Linked DNA regions of Homo sapiens: region 1 is linked to region 2. A link is a contact called in ENCODE Hi-C or POLR2A ChIA-PET data. All regions are on one chromosome and are shown on one strand. The core of a region is the stretch at or near the end of the contact, and the rest is flanking DNA. Distances in the headings are between cores, read along the strand shown.

Region 1 (4,047 bases), core at 1,246-3,745, 200 kb after region 2:
CCCTTCCCTGCCCACTATTGTGGCTATATGATAAGGCAGGATGAGGGCCGATAACTGCTAGTCTCAGACCTTTTGGCTAGAAATGCCACAAGACTACAGCAACAACTGCTTTGAAGCCTGGGAGAGACCAGTGATGAAAAACAAAGTTGCGGCCAGGCACAGTGGCTCATGCCTGTAATCCCAGGACTTTGGGAGGTCAAGGCGGGCGGATCACTTGAGGTCAGGATTCAAGACCAGCCTGGCCAACATGGCGAAACCCTGTCTCTACTAAAAATACAGAAATTAGCTGGGAATGGTGGTGCATGCCTGTAATCCCAGCTACTTGGGAGGCAGAGGCAGGACAATCACTTGAGCCCAGGAGGTTGCAGTAAGCCGAGATGGTGCCACACACTCCAGCCTGGGTGACAGAGCAAGAAAGAAAGCAAAAGTAAAACAAAGTTGCAGTGAATGGGACTGGACGTTTAAATGTCTCTTTTAAATGCACTCACTATTTTGGTTCATGGTTTACCACTCGTATGTTTACTGCATGAGGGCAGAACTGGTGTGGCACATACATTGAAATTCTACCTCTAATGTGAGATAGAAAGCAGGGGGAACTGACCAGGAACCTCCACCTTATTCCCAGTCATAGCGTTCCACTAGGATTCTCCCATGGACCATATTTCAGTGTACAAAATTGTCATATTCACAGAAAGTACCACATTTGTTTCCCCAACCATCAGGGTTGTATAGTTACAGTCAGTGCCCTGTGCAGTAAAGACTGGCAATTGGATGTTTTTCAGACCTTCAACTTAGTTCATTATGAGAAGCTGTCTAAAAAAACAAACAAACAAGCGAACAACAAACTACAGTCTTCAATTAAAGGTTCAGAGGCCAGGCACAGAGGCTTATGCCTGTAACCCCAGCACTTTGGGAGGCCAAGGCAGGCAGATCACTTGAAGTCGGGAATTCAAGGCCAGCCTGGCCAACATGGCGACACCCTGTATCTACCAAAAGTACAAAAATTAGCTGGGCATGGGGTGGTGCTCGCCTGTAATTCCAGCTACTTGGAAGGCATGAGAATCACTTGAATCACCCAGGAAGCAGAGCTCACGGTGAGCCGAGATTACACCACTGCACTCCAGCCTGGGTGACAGAGCAAGACTCTGTCTCAAAAAAAAAAAAAAGAGGTTCAGAAAGTGGACACCTTTTAGCACTATCTAATAGAAATATGAGTCATATAAGTAATTTCAAATTTCCTAGGAATAATATTCAGAAAAGTAAAAGGAAATGGGTGAAATTCATTTTAATAACATATTTTACTAAACCCACTAAATTGAAACATTGTCGTTTCAACATGTAATGAATATTTTTTATTTTTAGAATCAGAGCCTCACTCTGTTGCCCAGGCTAGAGTACTGTGATGCAATCATGGCTCAGTCAACCTTGAACTCCTGGGCTCAAGCCATCCTCCCACCTTAGCCTCTTGAATAGTTGGGACTACAGGCCTGTGCACCACCACACCCAGTGATTTATTTTTATTTTTATTTATTGTAGAGATGGGGTCTCGCTAGGTTGCCCAGGCTGGTCTGGGACTCCTAGGATCAAGCAGTCCTCCTGCCTCAGCCTCTGGACTACAGGTGCATGCCACCTTGCTCAGCTAATTAAAACATTTTTTTTTTTTTAATGGAGACAGAGTCTTGCTCTGTCACCCAGGTTGGAGTGCAGTGGCATGATCTTGGCTCACTGCAACCTCTGCCTCCTGGGTTCAAGCAATTCTACCTCAGCCTCCCAAGTAGCTGGGATTACAGGCACCCGCTACCATGCCCGGCTGATTTTTTGTATTTTAGTAGAGACAGAGTTTCACCATGTTGCCCAGGCTGGTCTCGAACTCCTGAGCTTGGGCAATCCACCTGTCCTGGCCTCCCAAAGTGCTAGGATTACAGGCTTGAGCCACCACGCCCGGCCAACACTTTTTTTTTTTTTTTTTGAGACAGAGTCTTGCCACCCAGGCTGGAGTGCAGTGGCACGATCTCAGCTCACTGCAACCTCTACCTCCCAGGCTAAAGCAATTCTCCTGCCTCAGCCTCTCAAGTAGCTGGGATTACAGGTGTGTGCTACCATGCCCAGCTAATTTTTGTACTTTTAGTAGAGATGGTTCCAGCTACTTGGGAGGCTGAGACGGGAGGATAGCTTGAGTCTGAGAGGGTGAGGCTGCAGTGAGCTCTGATTGCGCCACTATACTCCAGCCAGGACAACAGAGTAAAACATTGTCTCAAAAATTAAAAAGAAAAAGAAAGAAAATGAAAAACAATGACCACACCTCTATATGTGTGTGTGTGTGTGTGTGTTTGTGTGTGTGTGTGTGTGTGAGAAATGAATGTTCTTTGCTGGCAATCTGACATACAGGAGAAATTAACAGAGTTAATGGCTATTCTGGCATCTGCTCCCAAGCCACTGAGACCACAGAATTAGAGGATGGGAAGGGACCTTGGAGATCTTGTTAACTGTGTCCTGGACCCTCATTGCAAGGAATCAGATTCAACTGGCCTAGGGAGGGGTCTAAGTATCAACATTTTTAGACGTCCCCTAGGTGATTCTAACGTAGGGGCTGGGCTCTAAATGCAGAAACATCCCTTTTGTTTTATAGGTGAAGAGACAGGGGCTAACTGAGGTCAGTGACTCATCTTACAGCTTGTTAGAGGCAGAGTGAAGCCCGGAATCCGGATATTCTTCTCTACCCAGCTCACACAGAGGACATTTCCATAATACCTTCATCATGGGTCATTCTCTTGCTTAACCCCAGAGTTGCTCTCATTTTGAATTGAGACACATTCCTCCGCTTAACCTAGCTTAGACACAAACTTCAACAAACTTCTCTGAACCCTTACTTGCCAAGAAAATCTTCAGATCAGTGAAAACATTGAAGTGATTCTGGTCCGGGACCATGGCTGTAAATGCCTCCCATTTTAGACCCAACTGGGACCTGACACCCTATACTGAATATAGAGTTTAATTAGAGGGTACAGGGAGGGGCCCCAAAGAAGCAAACACTTGAGTCTGATGAGTCTCATTGATGCACAGCCTAAGCCAGAGTGACCCATTAACAGGGTCTCACACTCAGATATATCTGAGTTCAGAGCAGGTAATGCATGTGAGTAGTGTGGGTTAGGTGGGGGCTCTGGCCCAAGCTCCTCCTAGCTATGCGGGGAGGATGCAATGCAAGTCCAGTCCTTCCAATTTCTCAAAGAAGTCGCAAATTTGGGTTTTTGTTTGTTTTGGTTTTTGTGAAAAACCCTGTTTTGTGAATGTTGGCAACTAGTTTGATTTTTAGAAAAACACTGTAAGAGTCAAATAAAACCCACTCGTGAGCTATATTCTGCTTGTGAGGCTTCAGAATACATCTTTTAGATAAGTCCAAGACTTTTTTTTTTTTCAGATGGTCTCGCTCTGTTGCCCAGGCTGAAGGGCAGTGACACACAGATCACTATAGCCTTGACCTCCTGGGCTCAAGCCATCCTCCCATTTCAGCCTCCCGAGTAGCTGGGATTACAGACATACACCACCAAGGAATATGACTTCATCATATTCAATATCGAGTTTTACTGGTTTCTAAAATGTTGGCCTAATACCATCATGTAGGTTGAGCATCCCTAATCCAAAAATTCAAAATCCGAAACTTTTTTTTTTTTTCTTTTTTTGAGACAGAGTCTTGCTCTGTCGCCCAGGCTGGAGGGCAGTGGCACGATCTCAGTTCACTGCAAGCTCTGCCTCCCAGGTTCACGCCATTCTCCTGCCTCAGCCTCTTCAGTAGCTGGGACTACAGGAGCCCGCCACCACGCCCGGCTAATTTTTTTGTATTTTTAGCAGAGATGAGTTTTCACCGTGTTAGCCAGGATGGTCTTGATCTCCTGGCCTCGTGATCCGCCCGCCTCGGCCTCCCAAAGTGCTGGGATAACAGGCGTGAGCCACCGCGCCCGGCCCAAAATCCGAAACTTTTTGAGCGCCAGCATGACACCACTAGGGGAACGTTCCACACTCGACGTCATGTGATGGGTTCAGTCAAAA
Region 2 (4,085 bases), core at 710-3,209:
CCCGGCATGGCGGGACCTGGTGCCGGCAAGTGGTGGGCTCTCTGGCCTCATGCTCTGCGCTGGTGATGTCAAGGGGTGGGCTTCTGTCCTGCCACTGATAGTAGGAGGGAAGGCCAGCAGGAAACGCCGAAACCTACTCAAGCTGCTGGAGAAGGGGGAATCCAGCCCTGTTTCAGGGGAAGGAGTATCCTGTGTTCTGAGAGCGAGAGAGCAGCTTAGCCGGCAAATCCTTAAATCCTTCAGAGATTACAGGATTGTGCAAGAGGGAAGGCCAAGAGGGGGACCTCTGAGGCAGCTCCAGCATGGCCTGTTGTGTGCAGAGGACTGAGATCCCAGAACATGCCACACCAAGAAGACATGTCCCAAGGGGCAGTGGAGCCACAGCCACCAGAAGGGACCTGGCCCTGTCGGACCTGCTGAAGCTAGCCGTGGAGTGCAGGGGCTTTGTTGGTCTGGCTGCTAACCAAAGGGTGGCTAATGGGACCCTTTCCAGGGGCCTCTAGGGGATTTCAGTGGGGGCTTGCTTCGAGGCTCTATTACCACTGGACTGTTTACCAAGAGCCTCAGCCTGACAGAGATGGGAAGAGACGAGTGAGCATTTCTGACCCAACACCCCCACTGCAGAGTTGGGGAAACATTTACCCAAGATAGGAGGAATAAAAAGGAAAAAAATTGAATTTATTTCCAAAAAACATACCAAGGTGGACAAGATAGGAAACAATACAATTTATATTACAGTTTTATTATTATTTAAAAATTTTATATTAACAAAATGAGATGGGATCTGCCTATGTTGCCCAGGCTGGTCTTCAACTCCTGGGCTCAATCTCCTCGGCCTCCGAAAGTGTGATTACAGGCGTGAGCCACCGCACCCGGCCCATATTACAGTTTCATAGTGTTTTTGATTACTCGTGGTAGGAGAAATGTGTCTTCTTTGCACTTGGGGTCTCAACGTCTCAGTCCTGCCCTATGCCCCGAGACCCCAAGAGGCTTTCCCAAGGTCAGGCAGGGAATCCGCAGAGAGGCAGGGCTGGACTCCAGCATCCTGACTCCCCAGTTCGTGCTCTGTGCTGCAGAGACCTGTTGCGTAACACTGAGTAACTGTGGATTGTCTAACCTTTTATGAAATTTCCAGCTGGTCTTTTGCTACCGGCCAGCAGTCCAGTTGGTGGGAGTGATGATGCCGGTCTTCTGAGACGTCCAGTGGACAGATTTTCCCCAGGTTTCTGGATGCAGCCCCAACAAGCAAAAGTGCTACACTCCTGCACCGGGAACACTGACACAGGGGTCACGAAAATGCTAAAACAAGACGTGCAAGAATTGTTGCGCTCCGCACACGTAACAAGGGCTCTGCCTCCCCCTCCCCCAATCTTCGCCCTGGTGGCCAGGCCCTGGGCTCCGCCCCTTCCCCACCAGACCGGGGGAGGGGTCCTCCTCGGCATGGAGGTAGGGGATGCTAGGCTGCTGGAGACGCCCGCAGAAAGAGGCGGGATGGCGGGGCGGATGCTGGCGGCCCGGGTCTGGCCACCTGGGTCAGCTGCACGCCCCCGCCCCGGGCTGGCCGGACCTCGTAGCCCAGGTCCCACCACGCCGTGAAGTTTGCGGAAAGTTTTGCAGTTGCTTCCCCGCCCGCGCCAGCGGGGGAGTTGTGACGCAGCGTCTGGGGATCCTGGCCGGGACAGAAGAGAGGGAAGGCGAGGCGGGGAGAGACTGGGAAACAGAGCAGCAAGAGAAAGGGCGCACGCTGGGGTCCTCCTGGACCCGGCGTGTCCTCCTCTCCGCCACCCCTTTCTCTCCCTCCCGACGCTCTAGCCCCAGACCCGCGCCTCCTCCCCTTCCCCTCCCACGCTGCCCACTTCCCTTCCCCTCTACCCCTCGAACCCTCCTCCCCGGTTCTGCGCTCCTCCCTCCGCCCTCCCTCCGCCCGGGCTGCCTCCTCCCTCCTCCTCCCCGGGAGGCATCACTTCGTCCCGACCCGGAGGAGGACGCGAGCCCCTTGCGGGCGGTCATCACAGCCCAGCCTCGGGGCTGCCACAGCGCGTTGCGCCTGTGCGCCCTCGGTCCCCGCGTCCACTGAGCGCCGCGCTCGGGGATGGGGCCCGGCCGGCCGGCCCCCGCGCCCTGGCCTCGTCACCTGCTGCGCTGCGTCCTGCTCCTCGGGTGCCTGCACCTCGGCCGTCCCGGCGCCCCTGGGGACGCCGCCCTCCCGGGTAAGGCGCTGCCAACTTGGCCAACTTCAGGGCCCGGGCGGGGGGAGCGCCGAGGCGCGGGCCGCTCTCGACTTTTCCCTCCTTTTCCCCCCTCTTTTCTCCAGAAGCGTGTGTGCGTGTGTGTGTGACTGGGTTTTTAAAACTCGTCTCCGCTTTTCTGAAAGCGGGGGAGGAGAGGGGAGGAGGAGCGCGCCTAGAGGTGGGGGAGGACCTGAGTGGAACCAGATGTGGCGGGCGGCGGGGGAGGGGAGCCCGGGGGACTCCAGCAGCCTAGGAGGAAGCGGGTGGGCTCTTGAGGACCCCCGCGCACCGCGCTCCCGGACCACCCGGCGCCGGCCCGTCCTCGGCAGGGGACCTGCAGGGCGCGCCCGGGGAGCCAGGGCTCTCTGTCCGGGAGTTCCCGGGCCCAGTCTCCTCGCTCTGCCCCAGGACTGATGCGTTAGGACGGCTTTCCAACTATCCGCGAGGGTTCGTTTCCCCCACCTTCCCCCCGCCCCCTGCATCTCGTGGGCGTTGATATTTTCTTTTCCACACTTAGTCTTCAAGGAGGCTTGTGGCGCGCGGCATCCGCCCCGCGTGAGCTCGGCAGCCCTGTGAGGAGGCTCCTGCCACTGGGACGCAGCAACAGGCTGGGCGCCGCCGTGCTGTGATGTTGCGTAGCGTGGGCAGCTCTGGGCACACTAGTGGCCCTCCAGAGGGGACAGACCTTGAGCGGCAAAAGAGCTGCTAAAGATTTTAAAACCCAACGAACAGGAAACAAAACAAAAATCAGAAAACCCCAAAACTGTGCCATTCTCTTCCTGCTCCTTATTCAGGGGTAACAGTGAAGTGTGGGGACAGACAGATCCCTCGCCAAGAATCTAAGAGTTGAAAGGAAAGATCCACTTCCTGGGGGAGTGGGGGTGGGGGTGTCTGGAGTGACCGGGGGAATCGCCCGGCCCAGCTTGGTCCTGCTGGCTGTTTAATTGGGGGATGGGGACAGTCCGTGCAGTGTCTGCAGTTTTGTGCAAGGACCAGACAGCCCCCTGGAGAGTCTGGGGCCTCCAGCCTGGCCCGTGCTTGCTGGGTTGGCCTGGCGTGACGTAGGCACAAGACACATATCTGCCAGATGGGAAAGGTGGGGGCCACGGTGACCCACATTCACACCAACCGGAGACCCCCGGGGCAATTCTGGGCCCACCTGGCATTGAATGTGGGACAGACACAAACCAGGCCGGGTAACCCCCTAACCCACTGCAGGGCGGCCTCACAGGCAGTTCCCCTACCTCCTCGCACTCCTGCCTTCCTCTGCTCCTCTGCGCAGGGCCTCAGGAGGCAGGCGGTGGGAAGGGGTGGGGAGGATGGCCATTCCCAGAGCTCCAGAGCACACTTTAAAGCCAGGCCCTGGGAGAGAGTTGTGGCCAGAGTGCTGACTCGGCCTTTCCCCCTGGAGCTTTTCATAGAGGGGGCTGGAAGTGCCTGGTGAGAGGCCCGGTCAGGGAGGACAAGGACGCCTGGAGTGTCCCTCCTCCTCCTGGTCTCTGTGCCTGGCCCTCCCTGGGGCTGTGTCCAGGGATGAATAGCCTCAGAGGGTCCCCTTCCCGTTGGCACTGCATTGACCACACCCTGAGGAGGCTTGGATCTGGGTGGCAGGCAGTGTGAGGTCTTCCAGCAGCAGCTGAGCAGGAGGAGGATGGAGCTGCTGCAGGTTCCTTCCCTCGGAACCGTGCCCTCTGCACAGAGTGCGCTTGCCCCTGCCCTGCCAAATTCCACTGGGCCCTACCCTGGGAAGCCTGTTCAGAGCCTCTGGGCCGAATTCCTTGCCCGAAGAGCTGGCAGCCCCTAGTACCTGGTGAATTACGTTGTTGTTGGGAGGAATTCACCAGCACCAGAGAC

Evidence for each region. Hi-C counts contacts between places; a loop is a spot of excess contacts on that map. ChIA-PET counts read pairs that join two places held with the same protein, here RNA polymerase II (POLR2A). Pooled maps may share reads with other maps.
Region 1: a pooled map shows a loop between it and region 2 (2.0-fold over the local background). The contact joins the enhancer-like site here to the promoter of MRC2 in region 2. A Hi-C loop is called at or near these places in 2 of 50 pooled maps. POLR2A ChIA-PET finds 5 or more read pairs at or near these places in 4 of 52 experiments (H1, Panc1, WTC11 and 1 more).

What each region holds. Positions count from the first base shown.
Region 1 is chr17:62,822,281-62,826,327 of GRCh38, forward strand. All of the region lies in intron 1 of MARCHF10-DT (MARCHF10 divergent transcript), which reads left to right. Among named protein-coding and RNA genes, the nearest start is that of MARCHF10-DT, 16 kb to the left of the region's middle. RefSeq lists an enhancer at 2,865-3,601. Within about 2 kb of position 2,496, at least 4 of the 41 ENCODE cell types and tissues checked have a DNase peak (open chromatin) inside an H3K27ac peak, as active enhancers do; they include Panc1, where a contact is called at or near this core.
Region 2 is chr17:62,625,711-62,629,795 of GRCh38, forward strand. MRC2 (mannose receptor C-type 2) reads left to right here and starts at 1,960. Exons shown (of 30, transcript NM_006039.5): 1 at 1,960-2,210. The coding sequence starts at 2,093. It overlaps LOC107985020 (a long non-coding RNA gene), which reads right to left and starts at 2,340. Exons shown (of 2, transcript XR_001752961.3): 1 at 2,135-2,340; 2 at 727-1,299. RefSeq lists enhancers at 1-185, 186-686 and silencers at 1,880-2,319, 2,520-2,589.